Linked DNA regions of Mus musculus: region 2 is linked to region 1. A link is a loop called in an ENCODE intact Hi-C map of the cell type or tissue named here. Cell type or tissue: heart. All regions are shown on one strand.

Region 1 (8,000 bases):
GAAGAGTTCTTTGAGAAAATCAATAAGATAGACAAACTCATGGGCAAACTACTGGCAGAGAGAGAGAACATCAAAATTAACAAAATCATAAATGAAAAGGGGACATAACAAAGGACACGGAGTCAGTCCAGAGAATCGTAAGGACATAAGAACCTGCACTCCTCCAAATTGAAAAACCTAAATGAAATGGATAATTTTCTCAGTAGGTACTATTTACCCTAATTATCCATTTCATTTAGATTTTCCAATTTGGAGGGGTGCAGCAACAGAAGGAATATTGCCCGATTCATTTTCTGAGGACACAGTTACCCTGATACCACATACTCTACAAAGAAAACTACAAACTCATTTCCCTTATGCACATAGATGCAGTTTCTTGATGAAATACTTGGAAACCAAATCCAAGAACACATTAAAAAGAACATCCACCATGATCATCAGATAGGCTTCATTCCAGGGATGCAGGGATGTTTCAATATATAAAAATCAATAACTCTTATCCACCATATAAACAAACTGGGATAACAAAGGCATGAAAAGGCCTCTGATGAAAGTCTTGGAAAGATCAAGGATACAAGGGATATAATCTAAACATAATAAAGGCAGTTTACATCAAGGCAAGATAGGGAGTGAGTGAGAAAGGTCAGGGAAGAGAAGCTGGAACTGGGGGGAGACTTTGAGGGATGGTGTGGAATCCTAGTGTACTGGAAACTTCCTGGAATCCATGAAGGTGATCCCAATGGGGACTCCTAGTAATGGGGGCTATGGAGTCCCAATTGACCATATCTTCTAGTTAGGCAAGGCTTCCAGTGGCAGGTCGAGTTACACTCAATTGGGTTGTTGGCCAAGAAGGTCCCCATGGAAATCCCCTAACAACCCAGGCTGATGCCAAGATAAAGGGTTGCTCTCCACAAACTGATAGCAGAGGACAACATCCATACAACTCACTGAACATGGAGAATTTGAGCTGGTGCCCACACAAAGCCTTCATCCCTACATTCTAGTCTCTTTGGGGCAGGAAAATACTCTGCAAGCTACCAAAGAGAAACATGGACACCAATCCAGCCACAAATCTTTCAACCTAAAATCTGTCCTGCCTGCAAAATATGTTAGTGCAATGGTGGCCTAGAAATTGTGGGAATAGCCAAATCTTATTTGACTTAGACCCACTGCACAAGAAGGAACCCATGCCCAATGCTGCTTGGGTAACTAAAAACCAGACTAGAGAGCCCAAAGACCTAAGGTAAAATCAGACATGACTGGTAAAAACAAAACACACAACAACTGATTTCTAATGATTTTCTGCTCTACTCCTAGCTTAATGCCTTACCCAGTTGTCATCAGAGAGGCTGCCTCTGGTTCCCTTTGTGCATATGACCTCACAGAGACTGAAGCAGCACGCACAGGGCCTACATTATGTCCTCTGTACACAGATTCTAGCTATGAGCTTAGTGTTTTATGGGAGACTCCTGTCTGTGAGAAGGAGTGGGGCCCTGGCTCTTCTGCTTGCTCTTGGGATTCTTTTCCTCCTGTTGGGTTGCTGTGTCCAACTTCAATATGAAAGTTTTTACTTCATCTTATTATATTTTATCTTGTCGTGTTTGGTTGCTATCTCTTAGAAGCCTAATGAGCAACAGAAAAGAAGTAGATCTGGAAGGGAGAAGAGGTGGGAGGGGGGTAGTTGGAAGGAGTAGGGGGAGGGGAAACTGTATGAGAAAAGAATCTATTAAAAAATAATTACTCAGAAGACAGATAAAGTGTGATAAAATATATATTAAAAAAATGCTTTATGAAGGAGAATGAATGCGTGCCCATAGGAGTCACTGAGGAGATGAAGGCAGGAGACTCACAAGTTCCAAGTCAGTCTGTGTTACACACTGCTAGATGTGGCAGCACACGCCTTTAACACTAGCACCTGGGAAGCAAAGGCCTGTGAGTCTCTGAGCTTGAGGCTGGCCTGGTTTACAGAGTGAGTTCTAGGCCAGCCAGATATACACAGTGAGACCTTATCTCAAAAAGAAAGAAAAAAGAAGAGGAGGAGGAACAGCCAGAAAAGAGGAAGAGGAAGAGAAAGAGGAAAAGAAAGAAGTAGTAATAAAAGAAAATGAAACAGAAAGACTGAGCTCTAGGTAAGAGATTTCAGGCAGCTTATTGTCATTTATGCAATGACACAGCAGAACTCTTTAACTCCTCTACTAATTTTTATGCTTTCCCAGTGTTTGGACCACACTTTCAAATTCCTCACAAGCCTAAAAGCTTGCATTTTACATAGCTGACAAAACACAAGGGAAGACAAGAAAACTGCACGGGGAGGCCCTCCGTAAGTGGCAGGACTAGGGTGGAGAGCTGTCACCCAGGAGACACAGCAGCCATATTGGGTTTCGGTCTCCTTCGTGCTGAACCTCTGCACCCTCTGTTTCTTTATGAACACAGGCGATGAGCTCTCAGTGTAGTCCCAAAGCCAGCAGACATAGGCTCAGACTCAAGGGTGCGCCTCTTTCAAGGAAAGCTCACATTTCTGCTTCACATTTTTTTCCCCCTTGAAAAGCCTGTTTCCATCCTAAAGACCTGTATAGATCTTTCAAGTCGTGGAATGGTAGCATATTGCCCAGGCACCAGTGATGTCATTTGGGGACCTCCTGCCACCATCTTTCACGCCAAAACTCAAGCACTGACACTTCTTCCTGGCCGTGTAAGACAGAAGTGCCAACGCTGTCCTCAGCCTGCTAGGCTTGTGTGCAACTGCCAATGACCTGAATTCATGAGGTCAGCTCTTCCTATTTAGGACTTGCTGAGACCTCATCCTCCAGCTTTCAGGAAACCATGAGGGCCAGCTGCTCTACAGGATAACATGGTATGCTTGCTCTATGTTCATCACTGGAGTCCCCACACCATTATCCAAACCATATCACTACAACTGATGTATGACCATTAAATCATTCACATTTAATTCTATGTATAGGTAACATAAGCTTTTGAAATGGTTCATCACTTACCATTGATCTTTTACATTCAAAAAAGGAATACTGCAAAGCTCTACAGTTGCCTTCCTTCAAACACTGCCGTGGGGATTTTCCTTCCTGTGATATACAAACCAATGTGAATGTCTGAAAGACTGTCCCACAAAGCACAGACAACTGTTCTTCTGAAAGTAGTTTTTTTTTTTAAAGTTGACTTAAGAAAATTCTTAATTCCTTTTTATTAACCTTGGTGATTAAAGAAAAGCAAATGTAAAGATTATCAAATAAGTAAGTATTTTGAGTCTGCTTTGAAATTTAATTTTATGAGTGTTTGCCTGCATGTACAAACATGCACTACATACAGACCTGGTGCCTATGGATGTCAAAGAGGCTACCAGGAGGAACTGGAGGATAGATGATTGTGCACCACCTTATGGCTGCTAGGACCAAATCCTGACCCTCTGTAAGAGCAACAAGTGCTCTTAACCACTGAGCCATCTATTTTCCAGCCCCCAGAGCCTAAGATTTTTAGGACATATCGTCAATGTTTGTATAAGCCTTCCTATGGATGAGAACCATGAATTGGATGTGTTAAAATAAAGACCTTTTAGTGTTAGTACTAAACTCTGTATATAAATGTTAATAGGGAGGGGCTGGCAAAGTGGCTAAGTAAAGAAAATGCTTGCTGTGCATGAGAGCTCCCAGTTCAGCACCCACATAAAGAGCTGGGCATGGTGGCAGAAGTCGTTTATCCCAGAATGGGAGTGGAGCCAAGCAGATCTGGTTAGGCTAGCCAATTAGGTCCACTGACATGCTATCTCAAGTAATAAGGTGGAGGGGCTGGAGAGATGAGTCAGCGGGCAAGAGGCCTTGCTCTTCTGAGGTCAAGGTCAGTAATGGGAAAACCATACTGAGTTCCCTCTGGAAGTTTCAACTTTTCTGGTTTTCCAAGAGTCATAAAATCTTAAGAAGTCTATTTTTGAGAAAGTTCTGAACCTTCTCCCCACTCCCCTTTCTCCTCACTATCCCCCACTGGAAGGTACGTTGTGATCATCTGAGTTCATACCCTACGTTTCTCTGAGCCCTTCTCATTCCTCGCCTGTTTCCCAAGGCAGCACATAGTATAAAGGCTTATGTTGAATTCCTCCCAGAATGCAATGCTATAGGTTTAAGATAGGTTAAAGATCGGCAGAGAGAAACTATGGCACACCATGAGATACTTCCATATTCTAGAAGCCAAGGAACCAAAACTCTCCACCACAGATCAAGTAGCCATGCGGCGCAGGCACAGGCCTTGGCAGCTGCCCTTAGAGTGGGAGTCTCTGGTGGCGCGTGCCAGCACTCAGGGATCGCTTCCTGAACAGAGCTGGCTGAAGGTTTACAAAATCCTTAGGTGGGTAGTAAGTTATCTCCCACTTAACACCAGTAAGAACTGGGGATGCGAGCTCAAGAGACCTGTCCAAAGTCAGGAGCGGACGCGCGACCTCTACCCTCGACGTGACCTCCCCTCGCAGGCCATCATGGAGCCAGTCTTGACTGAGCTCTGCCACCCAGATCCGCTACCTGGAGCACACAGGCAGACTGCAGCAGACATGCACCCAGATCCTCCTTCACGCCCGCACACGCGCCGCCCTCCGGCTTGTCCTCATAATACCGGGGCATGGCGGGGACCCACCGCCCTCACCACACTGGATCACGGCCCTCGGTCACCCCGCACGGCCCGGAAGGGCGTGGGACACGCCCACTGGCAAGCTACCGGCGAGGGTGGGAGAAAGTCTCAACAACTTCCGCCAGGAGTGCGACTCTTCAGGGTATGCGCACGCGTGGCGGAAGTGCGTGTCCGTAACGTAAATACAGAGCGCCGCAAGTGCGGGCTACGTAGCGGGAAGGGAAGTGGCCCCAGCGGCGGCTGGGCTCGGCTGCCCTGGGAAGGTGGCGGTAGTCCCGGGCCCAGGACGAGGCCTCGAGGGCCTTCAGGTGCGGCCTGCTCTGTGTGCGCAGGGTGGCGTTCGTGCCGTCGGCCGTTTCCACGGTTAGCTCGCGACCTGGCGTCTCAGCGGCTGGGCGAGGGACCGGCCGGCGCCCGGCAGCTCGAGTCCTAGGCCCGCCGTGGAGCTGCTGGGTAAAACCAAAGACAGCCGCTTACGTGGGAATCGCAGGATTAGAGCCGTTTTTCTATTCTAAGCAGGTCTGAAATTTTGCAAGGAGACACACACCCTGAAACCTTGTCGTTGCTTGTTCTTAAGTCAAATGTCACTGGGCCGTTTGTATTTTTAGTTGACAGAGGCTTGGGGTAATGGAGACCTGCTGGCGGGGCGGGGCGCCGCGCCGCGCCGCGGAGGGCAGGTAGGCTGGGCGGTGACCAGCAGTCATTTAGCTTCGGACTAGTTGGACTGGCCCCTTCGCGCTGTTATTCCTCCTACCCAGCCATCCTAGGAGTAAAACCATCAAGGAGTGTAATTTTTATTGTCACATTCTGAATAACCAGGGACTTGCTGGCCATCGCCGATGGACTTGTACAAATAAACTGTGTGTCTTACTTTTTCAGTAACCTTGCTTTTAGATTAAACTTTTTGTTTGTTTTAAATCTTGGTCATTACAAACACGGAATTTTGAACCAGTGTTCGGTCATTGTCCCGTGTTAATGAGGACGTCATTGCACACCCCCTTGTGCTGCTTTTTCCTTGGCCTCCATTATCAGTAGTGAGCTACTGCAGCTGTCAAAGGCTTGATTGAGGTGAAGGTTGGGAAACCATCGACTGAAGTTAAGTGCTTGTTTCAGGTGATACAGGAGTTTGTGGTACTGCCTTGATGGCATTACCCTTGGCCAGCCCCTAGACAAGCCCCAGAACCAACTCTATAGCTTCTGGCCCCTAATCCTTTCTGAAGGTGGCAAGAGAAAACGTCATAGCGCTGACGAGGAGTTCTAGTAGCCAAATAATTACATTTAAGATTACATCTAAGAGAAATGTTCTCATTCCATCTAGGAAGATGCTACCAAGTACTTCCTTGAGTTCTTCGATGCACGGGAATGGAGTATTAAATTCCAGGGATGCAGCAAGGCACACGGCTGGAGCAAAACGCTACAAGTACCTCAGAAGGCTCTTTCGATTTCGGCAGATGGACTTTGAGTTTGCTGCATGGCAGATGCTCTACCTGTTTACCTCTCCTCAGAGGGTTTATAGAAACTTTCACTACCGGAAGCAAACAAAGGACCAGTGGGCCAGAGATGACCCTGCCTTCTTAGTCCTCTTAAGTATCTGGCTCTGTGGTAAGTGTGTCTCAGTTTACAAGCAGTATAGTAGAAAAACAAATTGGGGTTTTCAGAGGAAACTTTATCTTTTGGGATAATGTATGGCGGGTCAGACTCTTGGGGTGTGTGAAGCTGTGGGATTTGTTTGTCTTTTCTAAAACATGAGAAAACTGGCAAGAAAGAAAGTGGAGTTCTTCCTAGTGCTGGCTGTAACACGCCAGAGTAAACTACTGTACCCAGTGTATGAAAGTAGGGCATGGGGTTCGTCCCAGAGTTGGTTTATTCCTTCTCTTTTGAAACAGCTTCTAGATGTGTAGGCCAGGCTGGCCTGGCACTCAGGAAGCTCTTAACTCAGTCTCTTAGTGCTGGCTTGACAGTCGTGTTCTGCCACACTGGCTGACTTTAAAACAAACAGAACAAAACTAATAAGAACCAAACCCAAGTGTGTGCCAAGAAATATTAGGATAGGAATTACATTTCTTAATTAGGCAAATCTGCAAGGCCGGCAGATTGCTATCTTTTTATTTTTGTTTTTTGTCAAGCGGAGGGGCAGGGGTTGGTAGGACCAGGAATAGAAACCAGTGACTTAAATCTACCAGGCAAGTGAGCTGCACCCCCAGCCTTCCAGGGTAAGAGTTCTGAAAGTACTGATCAAACTGGAAAAGAACCTTTAGATTCTCCAGTACCCCAACTGGAGAACATCAACAGTCCCCGTCAACTAGAGGGTACTGGAGTATGTAGGTGCTTTTCACATTTAACTGGACTTAAGAGTAAGTTGAGTGCCGTCCCGTCCACACTGGTGTTCTGAGTGCCCTGTGTCCTGTCATTTACTGCATTCAGAGGTGACATCTCTTTCCACATCAGTTGCATGTACCTTGTCATGAGGGTTTTCTTCATCATCTGTGTGCCACCTCTACTACACTGTGGGTGTATGGGAGTCAGGGACTGTTTTGTACCTGAGCCTGGCAGTGACTTGTAACTCTTTATTTCAGTGTCCACCATAGGATTCGGCTTTGTGCTGGACATGGGATTTTTTGAGACAATAAAGCTGCTGCTGTGGGTTGTGTTTATAGATTGTGTGGGTGTTGGCCTTCTGATCTCAACGTTAATGTGGTAAGTACGGTAAAGTGGCTCCTTCTATGCTGTCCCGCCTCTGTTTCCTTCAGAGGGGCAGTAACTAGTGAAGACAGAGTAGCTGAAGTGGCTGGGCAGACTGCTAGGATGGTTCTAACTTGGCTCCTGTGTCTGTACTAGGTCAGAAAATACTCTAATGGGTGCTTTCTGTCATTGTAGCAAATCCCAGAATGGTTTACCCTGCTAAATTCTGATTTTTTATAATATATGTATGGTTCTGATTAGCTTTGTTTTCTACATTTGTCAGTGGGTACCATTTCCAGGTGCATGAGTGCTTCAGTATTGTTTCGGTCCATTTAGATCTAGGTTATCCTCTGGAGTTTTACATCAGTCAGGGGTGTTTGAAAGGGGTTTTGTTTTCAGTGTGTCTCCTCTGTGCTGAGAAGAAATTACATCCAGAGGCCTTCAAAGGCCGTCAGCCTGCTTCTGTCTGGGGTTGAATGAACAACCATAGTTGGCTGTAGACTAGAGATCTGGTGTTCAGTGTGTTACTTCCCTCAGAGAATGTTCCTGTGTGCTTGGCCTCCTGGGCAAAGGGTGATGATGTAACAAGTGGCTTCAGAAGGTGGAGACTGAGGAGGGAGCAGAGAAAATGCAATCGTTTCAGACATGTCCACACGGCAACAGGCATGTGTGTGGTCTTATTTAGAAAC
Region 2 (8,000 bases), 110 kb after region 1:
CACCTGTATTTCTCCAGTGCCTGAGCTAGAACCCAACTCAGAAAGACAGAAAGTAGGGGAAAGAATGTAAGGCTTATTCACAGATTACCTGTGTTTCTCATGTCCCTCTGCTTACGGTATACAAGCAGATATGCACATAGCTACGGTTCAAATGTATAAAGTATATATGCCCAGAGAGGTATGTATTACTAACACAGGCATAGAGACATAAATGCACAGCAGAAATCAATCATCTTTATGGGCCAGGAAGGCAATGTCAACAAGACAAGCGTCAAATACCCCAGGTGATAAACTCTAACAATGACTACGCAGCATCCCCAACACTGCCACCCTCCCTACCGTCAGCACTTCTTAAATCAATGCCAGAAAAGAGAAAACAAAACAAAACAAAGAGCAAAAGACCATCGCCCCTTCGAGTAATTCTAATCAACAGACAACAGTTCTAGAGTCTCCACACAATTATAATTTATGAAACTTCTAATATTACGATCAGAATTTCTCCTGATTGCCAAAGGAGCAATCTGTCAAGGCATGCAGCCCGAGGCGTTAGCCACACACCACCAAGTCAGGACTTTAACTAGTATGTATGTTTCCTGAAGGCCCTGATCACCCTCTTCGAAGTATTTTCTACAACACTGCTGGTATACAAAACTTTGGTTTAGCACACCAAAGATGTATTGATTGTGATGACTTGTAAAAAAAAGCCTTTGTTACACAATGTGGCTTTCCAAAGTGTGATCATAAGATACTGAAAACAAACGGGCAGGAGTCAGAAGTCTGTATCAGTCTGTCCAAGAAAACTGTTTCATTTTTGTATCAAAAAAAGCCACCAGAACAAAGACAGAGGCGTGAGCTGCAGGCATGCAGGCTCAACCTATTTCCACTCGGCTCACCTCTGTGGCATGGTGTACTCTGTCACCCACAGTGGTTCAGAGACCTCCTCCTTACCTTTCCCATTTTGCCACGTGGTATACCAGGATAGGGTAAGGAAGGACGTGACAAATACCAGCGCAGTGGCCACAGTTCCATTTCGGAGCCTCATCTCATTTCACCATCACACTGGTTAGCAAGTTGGCGATGACAAGCAAGACCGGTCTCTCTCCAGCCTCAAATCAACAGAATCCAGAACGCCTTGGTCCCGGGCCAAAAAAAAAAAAAAAAAAAAAAAAGCAATTGATGAATTGATGATTGAGGTTCACTTCAGATGCTGGGCAGAAGGCGTCAGGCAGCAAAGCAACAGTGGGTATTGCTATTCCAGATTGTCTTCGCAGTTTTCAGAGGCTGGGGGCTAAGGGATGCTTCTTTTTCTTCTTCCTGTCAGGGAAAGAAACGAAAGGAAAACTCACTAAATAATACAAACCAGAGGTTTCTCCATTTATTATTCAGTGTCAAAGGCAGACTCTTGTCAAGCCTAAACTGTACTTATGAAGACCACCCCCATATTAAAATGATTCATTTCTTATAGCAGAATTATAAGGGTCTTTTTCCTCAAAAAAAAAAAAAAAAAAAAAAAAAAGCTTCAAACTGTATTCCTTCCTTCCTGGCTGGTTCTGTCTATGGAAAACATAAAAATTTATGGTTGCTCATTTAAAGGGAGAAGTTGTGGGGCTCACAGATTCCCAAAGGGATCCCTAACAACTGAGCCTTAAGTTTCATCCCCCTCTCCCCGAGTTATTATTCCGCTGCATAAGAGCAAGCAATGGTTAAGAAAATAAATAAAAATAAGGGAATGTACAACTGCAATAGTTTGAAGAGTCTGCTGCCCAGTGCTGACTTATGGCATTACTGAAATGCCCTGACGTGCCTCTTTTCTTCCATGCCTCCAAATTTCATCTATGAAATAAGAAAGCGACGGACTCTGGTATCCCACATACCACAAAATCCTTACAATTATCAATATCCTCATCTTGAGTTTTAGAGAGACAGCTGGAAATATTTACACGTTCAGAAGAGGCAGTGATCTAGCCCACTCTCTCTCGGCCACAGCCTACCCCATTGGGTTATGATGCTCAAGAAATGAGGAGGACCGCGCTCGCTGTTCAGCTAACTAAAATTCTTTAGAACTGGAAAGGCATGAGGTTGCTAAGTAGAATGCCCAGCACAAGATAGGCCTTCAATAAATACCAACTGTATCAAAGAGAAAAATAAGCCAACAGATGAGCCAGCCCCTGCGTGGTCCACGCTAGACATAACTGGTCTCACCCCCTAGGGGCTTGTCAGGCAAGCGTTGATTTCTAGTGGCACCAAGGGGTAGCACCACTTCCTGTGATGCTACAGTAAATGAGCCTCTAGTGGGGTGAGTTACTGTACCTCCAAAAACAATTATCAGGCCCAAGAGACACATCTCTCAGTGGAAGGGCACGCCTGATTAAAGCAGCCATTTGCAGGCAATTCACAAACTACAACCTCAGCTATTTCTAGCACTGTGAATCACTGGGAATCTCCACTAGCCAAGGAAGACCACACAGGGACAAATGACAGTGTGATGGTGAGGATGGTTACTATACTTCACTGGCTTTTTTCCTTTATTCTGGGCAGTAACAAGACTTAAACCTTCACTAAGTCCTTACAGGGCAAGCGTTACAACCCCTATTTTATACACAAGGAGGTAAACCCAATGAGAAACCTCAGTTTCAGTAACTTCTAGGTTTAAGTTCTGTTTCTGTTTGTCTGCTTTTTGAGACATGGTTTCCCTGTGTTGCTCTGGCTGGCCTAGAACTGTCTACCGTCTACCCTCGAACTCACAGAGATCTGTCTGCCTCTGCCACTGCCTCTGCCTCTGCCTCCCAAAGTGCTCAGATTAAAGGTGTGTGTCACCATGGCCTGGCAGAATTCTTATCTGCTGCCTTTTGTCCCTCAGATTGACCGCTTACACCACAGCAGGACGGAGTTGCTGCAGGAGACAGTCGCAGCTCAGATGAGACTAGAGAGCCTTTCTGAGTGTTAACTTGGCTCGACAGAAAACATAAATTTTCCAAATGTATTACATTTTAAAAAATGTTTTCTGTTCTGCAGTAGGCACAAGCCTGTTATGGTATAAAAACTACAGAATGAACAGAAAATTTCACAGTCCAAATGTGCAACTCTGAACAAATTTCCCACTTCCTGCAGCCTTTGGCTAATCCCTCCCTCCTGAGTCCCCAACAAAGCCTGCCTGTTAGTTTCTCTGGCCAGGAGCTCTCATTTCCATGTAAAATTCTAGAAGCACTACATTCCACTGCACGGCCTGTGACTACCTGAGCACCTGGTATTCCAAAGAGGTTCTCCAAGTTGCTAAGACCTAATTTATTCACCTCCCATGGCTAACTTTATCCCAACTATGCCCATGCTGACCACCTACAACCAAAGGTCCTCACTGGGAAAACAAAATCCAATGATTTTAAATTCCACCAAGTACCTAATCTATTAGCTCAATAAAACACTCAATGATGACTTCTGACTCTAAGAACAGGGGCACTACCTCAGTAAACTGTGACTTGGAATTTTAAGCCTGGTATGACATTATACAAACACACTTTTCACTTTCTGTCTATATATAGTCATATTTTGCTTCAGGGAGGATTTTGTTGGGGAAGGGCAGGTAGAGCTGATTATTAGAATAAATATCTAGCTGACATAAATCAGGAAGTAGAGATATGCAGAATCATTCTAAAATGATAATTTAAAAGGTTTTATTAATGGGGCTGGAGAGATTGCTCAGCAGTTAAGAGCACTGTCTGCTCTTCCAGAAGGCCTGAGTTCAATTCCCAGCAACCACATGGCGGCTCACAACCATCTGTAATGAGATCTGATGCCCTCTTCTGGCCTGTAGGGATACATGCAAGCAGAGTGCTATATACATAATAAATATATAAATCTTTAAAAAAAAAAGTTTTTATTAAGCTAAGTGGTGGTGGCCCATGCCATTAATGCAAGCACTTGGGAGGCAAAGACAGACAGATATCTATGAGTTCGAGGCCAGTCTGGTCTACAGAGCAAGTTCCAGGACAGCCAAGGCTACACAGAGAAATCCTGTTTCAAGAAACAACAACAAAGAGAGAGAGAGAGAGAGAGAGAGAGAGAGAGAGAGAGAGAGAGAGAGAAGTTGTTTTATTACATACAAATGAAGCCTATATAAAAGTATAAATGCTATAGATTAGCCATCCATAATACCCCAGAAGCATATGGAGTATTAAATACTGGGCCTAAGAAGTTAGCAAACCCCATTTTAGGGAAGATACGGTTAGGGAATTCTACTAATAAGTTCTGACATCTCAAAAGGAGGAGGAGTGTTACACTCCACCGGAATGCAGCTATTCATTTTACACCAGGGTTTTCCAAACTAAGCTTCATCGTGAAGCACACGTGAATGAAATCTCCAGAGAGGAGGAAACAGAACACACCTCGTACCCTTAAACCACCCCAGGCAGCTTGAGGCTGGCTCGTTAGACACAGGTGACCTACATTTGTGTCCGAGGCCACATATGTGAATACTTATCTACCGCCCTTACCTTAAGACTGTCCTGGCTATATTAATTGATAACAACCAAGTCTTTGAACAAAAAAATGACTACGTAACTAGCCATTCCTCCATCCTCCAAAAGAGGCTTCAACTCTAAACCGCAGAATGAGGAATATGTTTTGTTAATAGATTTAACAATCTTGCATCTGGGTTTGTTTTTTTTTTTTAATTAAGTTTTTAAAGTGTTCTCTGAAATATCCCATATGTTCCACGGCTAAGAACACTTTGGTTAACATTTGGTAGAGTCCTTCATCAGCATCCCACAGACAAAACAGAGGTGCCTGAAAGAACAAGAGGCACGATTCATGACACCCCGGATCAATGAACACCATGACGTAAGCCTGCACAACTTTATAAACCGCAATTATGAAAAACTCATGCCCTTTCCACTTAGAGAACATAAATATTTCTTTTATACAGCTTACATAATTTCATTGTCTAGTATGTGTTATGATTTACACTCAGGGGTTAATGGAACCTATGTCACCATAACCTGTTAGTAAAACTATTCTTTAAGCATTTGGAAGAGAAAGGAGCCTGAACCACAGAGCGCGTGTTACATGATTCTAAATTTAGATTTTTACATTCAAGTGAATAACCATGTCATTCTTTTATCTTTTACTAAATAATTTGTCGGCAGCAAAAAGCACAACAGCAAAATAGATGGCAGGCTCGAAGAAGATAACATACCATCTACAGCTATTTCCGAATTCTAAATGTAAGCCGTGAACCCGCTCCTGAGATCACAACGCTTAGAGAAATAAAAGCGGGCGCGGGAAGCGTACCACTGCCACCACTTAACGCCAAGCCTTCCAGACATCACCTGTCACACCTGGAGGGGTCCGAGACCCCACCTGAGGTCGGGGAGGGGATCCCACTCGCCGCTTCCATGGGATGGAGGAAACCCAGGCCTGGGAGGAATCCGGGCTCGCTCCCCCCGTACCTCCCGGAACATCTTAGTTCCCCGCAGGCAAGCGGCCCCCGCCCTACCTGCCCCGCGGCGGCGCCACCTCCAGCCCCCCAGCCCCCCAGCCCTCCAACCCTCCAGCCTTCCAACCCTCCAGTCGCGGGATCCTGCCCGCAACTCTTGGTCTCGGTGCACGCGCACACAGCACTGCACTTTCCCGGTGCTCCGGGACCGCCCGAGGCTCCAGGCCAACCACCGGGAAGGAGCGCAGCACCGAGGGGCTGCGGCTGCGGCGAGGCGCGGAGGGCGGCCGGCCCGCGCCCCGCTCCCGGTTCCGAGGCCCGGTGCGCGCGCGATCGGACGGCGGCCTCGGGACGCCCCGCCTCAGCCACCAGCAGGTGGGTGTTCCGCGGACCCCGCCGTACTCCTCCTGGCCGCCCCCTGCCCGGCGCCCCGCGCTCCTCACCTGCCGCGGGCCAGGGCGCTTCTGCCGCGGCCGCCGGCGTCGCTGCTGGAGCCGCCTCCGCCGCCGCGGGCCGCGCGCCCCGCCCTCGCCAGGGACAGCCCCTGCCCAGCCCCCGCCCCAGTTCCCGCCAGCCATTGGCCGCCACTTCCCTAAGCGCCCCGCCGCCGCTGCCAGTGGCCGGCCAGCCTGTCACTCAACGGCGCAATAGAGCAGCCTATATATTTCTCCCCAGCCCCTTTTTGCATCGGTGTTGCGGCCGGGGCTGGAGCGCAGCCGCCACATCTGGCTTGTACCCTCCGGCCTGAGCGCATGCAACCTCGGGAGGCAACAAAGGCCCCAGTGAGCCCACGGAATACAACCTGGTCACCATGGCCTTTCCTCCTAGCTCTGGGTCCCATCTTCTGGCGGTCCAGGCGCGGTGACAGGTCCTGGCTCTAATCCAACCATAGCTTCCAAGGCCCGCTGTTCCAAGCATTACACTGCCAGCATCAGTGAGGAGCATCGTTATCCTCCAGCTTCCAGGAGGAGGCAGAGACGCAGGGAGGACCATTTGGAGCAACTAGAAGCAACAAATATGACTAGGGTTTAAAGGCACACCACTCAGTGCTAATGTCCCCGATTTTTCTACTATGCAGTGTTAGTCTTCCCTTCTCTCTTGAGCACGTGTCAGATGACCATTTCTTAAAGTTTAAAACTGGTTTCAGATCGAAATGGATGGACATCTATAGAAAACGTGAGTGGCCTGCCCCTGTGCACGTTATCTGTTAGCTATCAAGCCTGGCATATATTAAGATCTTTAATTGCTTCTTACCATAATCCCGGCAAATCTTTAATTGCTTATCATATATGTTAATCCCCATTTCTCACAGATGAGCTTAAAAGGTTAAAGAGTTTACCTGTGGTTACAGAGCTAATAAGATAAGAGATGTGTCTGTCCTCCCTGTTACCATAATCCTCCCAACAACACTGCAAAGACATACAAGAAATCAAAAAACTAGGAAACAGCCTTGTTCCTGGCAAACACCAAGGCAATAAATATCTGGATCAGAAGACGACAGTAATTCAAAAATAGAAAACTCTAGTATACAACATCGGAATGAGGGGTTTTTGTTTTTGGGGGGGACGTTTTTTTTTTGTCTCAAAATTAAGTGTTTAATAATTAGCTATTATATTTATAGGTTTCTCAGCTCTCCTGTGGTGAGATTTCTCTCCGTTGTTCCTAAGCTGTTTTCAAAATCCCAAAAGAGGCTCACAGTCTTCTTCCCCCAGCTCTGCACCAGCCGGGGTATGGGAGAAGCATGATAAACCCAGTGGCAGCTTTGCTTTCTACTTTGGGGGGAAATAGAGCTAAATTCCCTGTATAACTGTGCCTAAAACATTGACAGTTAGCAACCCAGCACTAGACTTCAAGATGGACACAAGCACTATAGATGGAACCCCTACCAGACACAGCGTCTGAAACACGGTTGGGGTGAATTGCTAATTCTCCTGTCAGCATAGACACACCAGGCCTTGCTACCTTTCTACTGTTCTGAGTGTCAGATCAGTTCACAGCTTCAAGCAGAGGAAGAAAATACTCGACAGGAGAGAAACAGCCCTTGAGCTATGTTAGGGTCAGCTAAAAGACTGAGCAACACAGACAGTCATTTTTCCGATATCCCAATGTTATACAGAGAGAAACTAGAGAATTTCATGGATACAAATAGTTATTTAGGCAACTAACCGCGATTAAACCCAATTCTCCTTAATTCAGAGACTTCTGCTTCTCTGTTTCCATTTTCACCTTTAGCAACCCACCAGCTATCGGATGACTGAATGAATCTTAAAAAGACCTATTTCCGCTTTCTCTATTTTTTCCCCCCTGGTAAAGGAAGGGAATGAGAGTGTTCACAGACATTTTCTAAGCAAAGATCAAGGTCAGATGAGAGGAGAAAAAGGAAAAGATACGATGTGGGTACGGACTGGAGTGGTACCTTCAGGAAGAGTACATATTCAGACTCTGTAAACAGGGAAACATCAGAAGTTAAAAGAAGCAATAGACATCCATGAATTGAAGACCTTTTATAATATCTTCTGTGCATTTATTCAGTGTGGGGTCACAAGCATGCCAAGGCACTCACACAGAG

The links. Hi-C counts contacts between places; a loop is a spot of excess contacts. Peaks named below come from ENCODE experiments on the same cell type or tissue, not always from the same donor. Only the 100,000 strongest peaks of a DNase experiment are listed, where the experiment ranks them.
Region 2: a loop joins it to region 1, with 2.3 times the contacts of the local background. A loop is called at or near these places in 2 of 42 quality-filtered maps.

The regions. Positions count from the first base shown.
Region 1 is chr1:37,425,346-37,433,345 of GRCm38, forward strand. Coa5 (cytochrome C oxidase assembly factor 5) reads right to left here and starts at 4,758. Exons shown (of 3, transcript NM_198006.4): 1 at 4,524-4,758; 2 at 2,997-3,080. The coding sequence starts at 4,622. It overlaps Unc50 (unc-50 homolog), which reads left to right and starts at 4,794. Exons shown (of 6, transcript NM_026123.4): 1 at 4,794-5,148; 2 at 5,948-6,231; 3 at 7,206-7,326. The coding sequence starts at 5,952. In heart, a CTCF peak has its summit at 4,762; a DNase peak (open chromatin) is centred at 4,756; H3K4me3 peaks cover 2,650 bases; H3K27ac peaks cover 2,167 bases.
Region 2 is chr1:37,535,091-37,543,090 of GRCm38, forward strand. Mgat4a (mannoside acetylglucosaminyltransferase 4, isoenzyme A) reads right to left here and starts at 5,926. Exons shown (of 16, transcript NM_173870.3): 1 at 5,875-5,926; 2 at 949-1,314. The coding sequence starts at 1,042. In heart, a CTCF peak has its summit at 3,801 (motif pointing left); a DNase peak (open chromatin) is centred at 6,061; H3K4me3 peaks cover 1,464 bases; H3K27ac peaks cover 1,148 bases; H3K27me3 peaks cover 949 bases.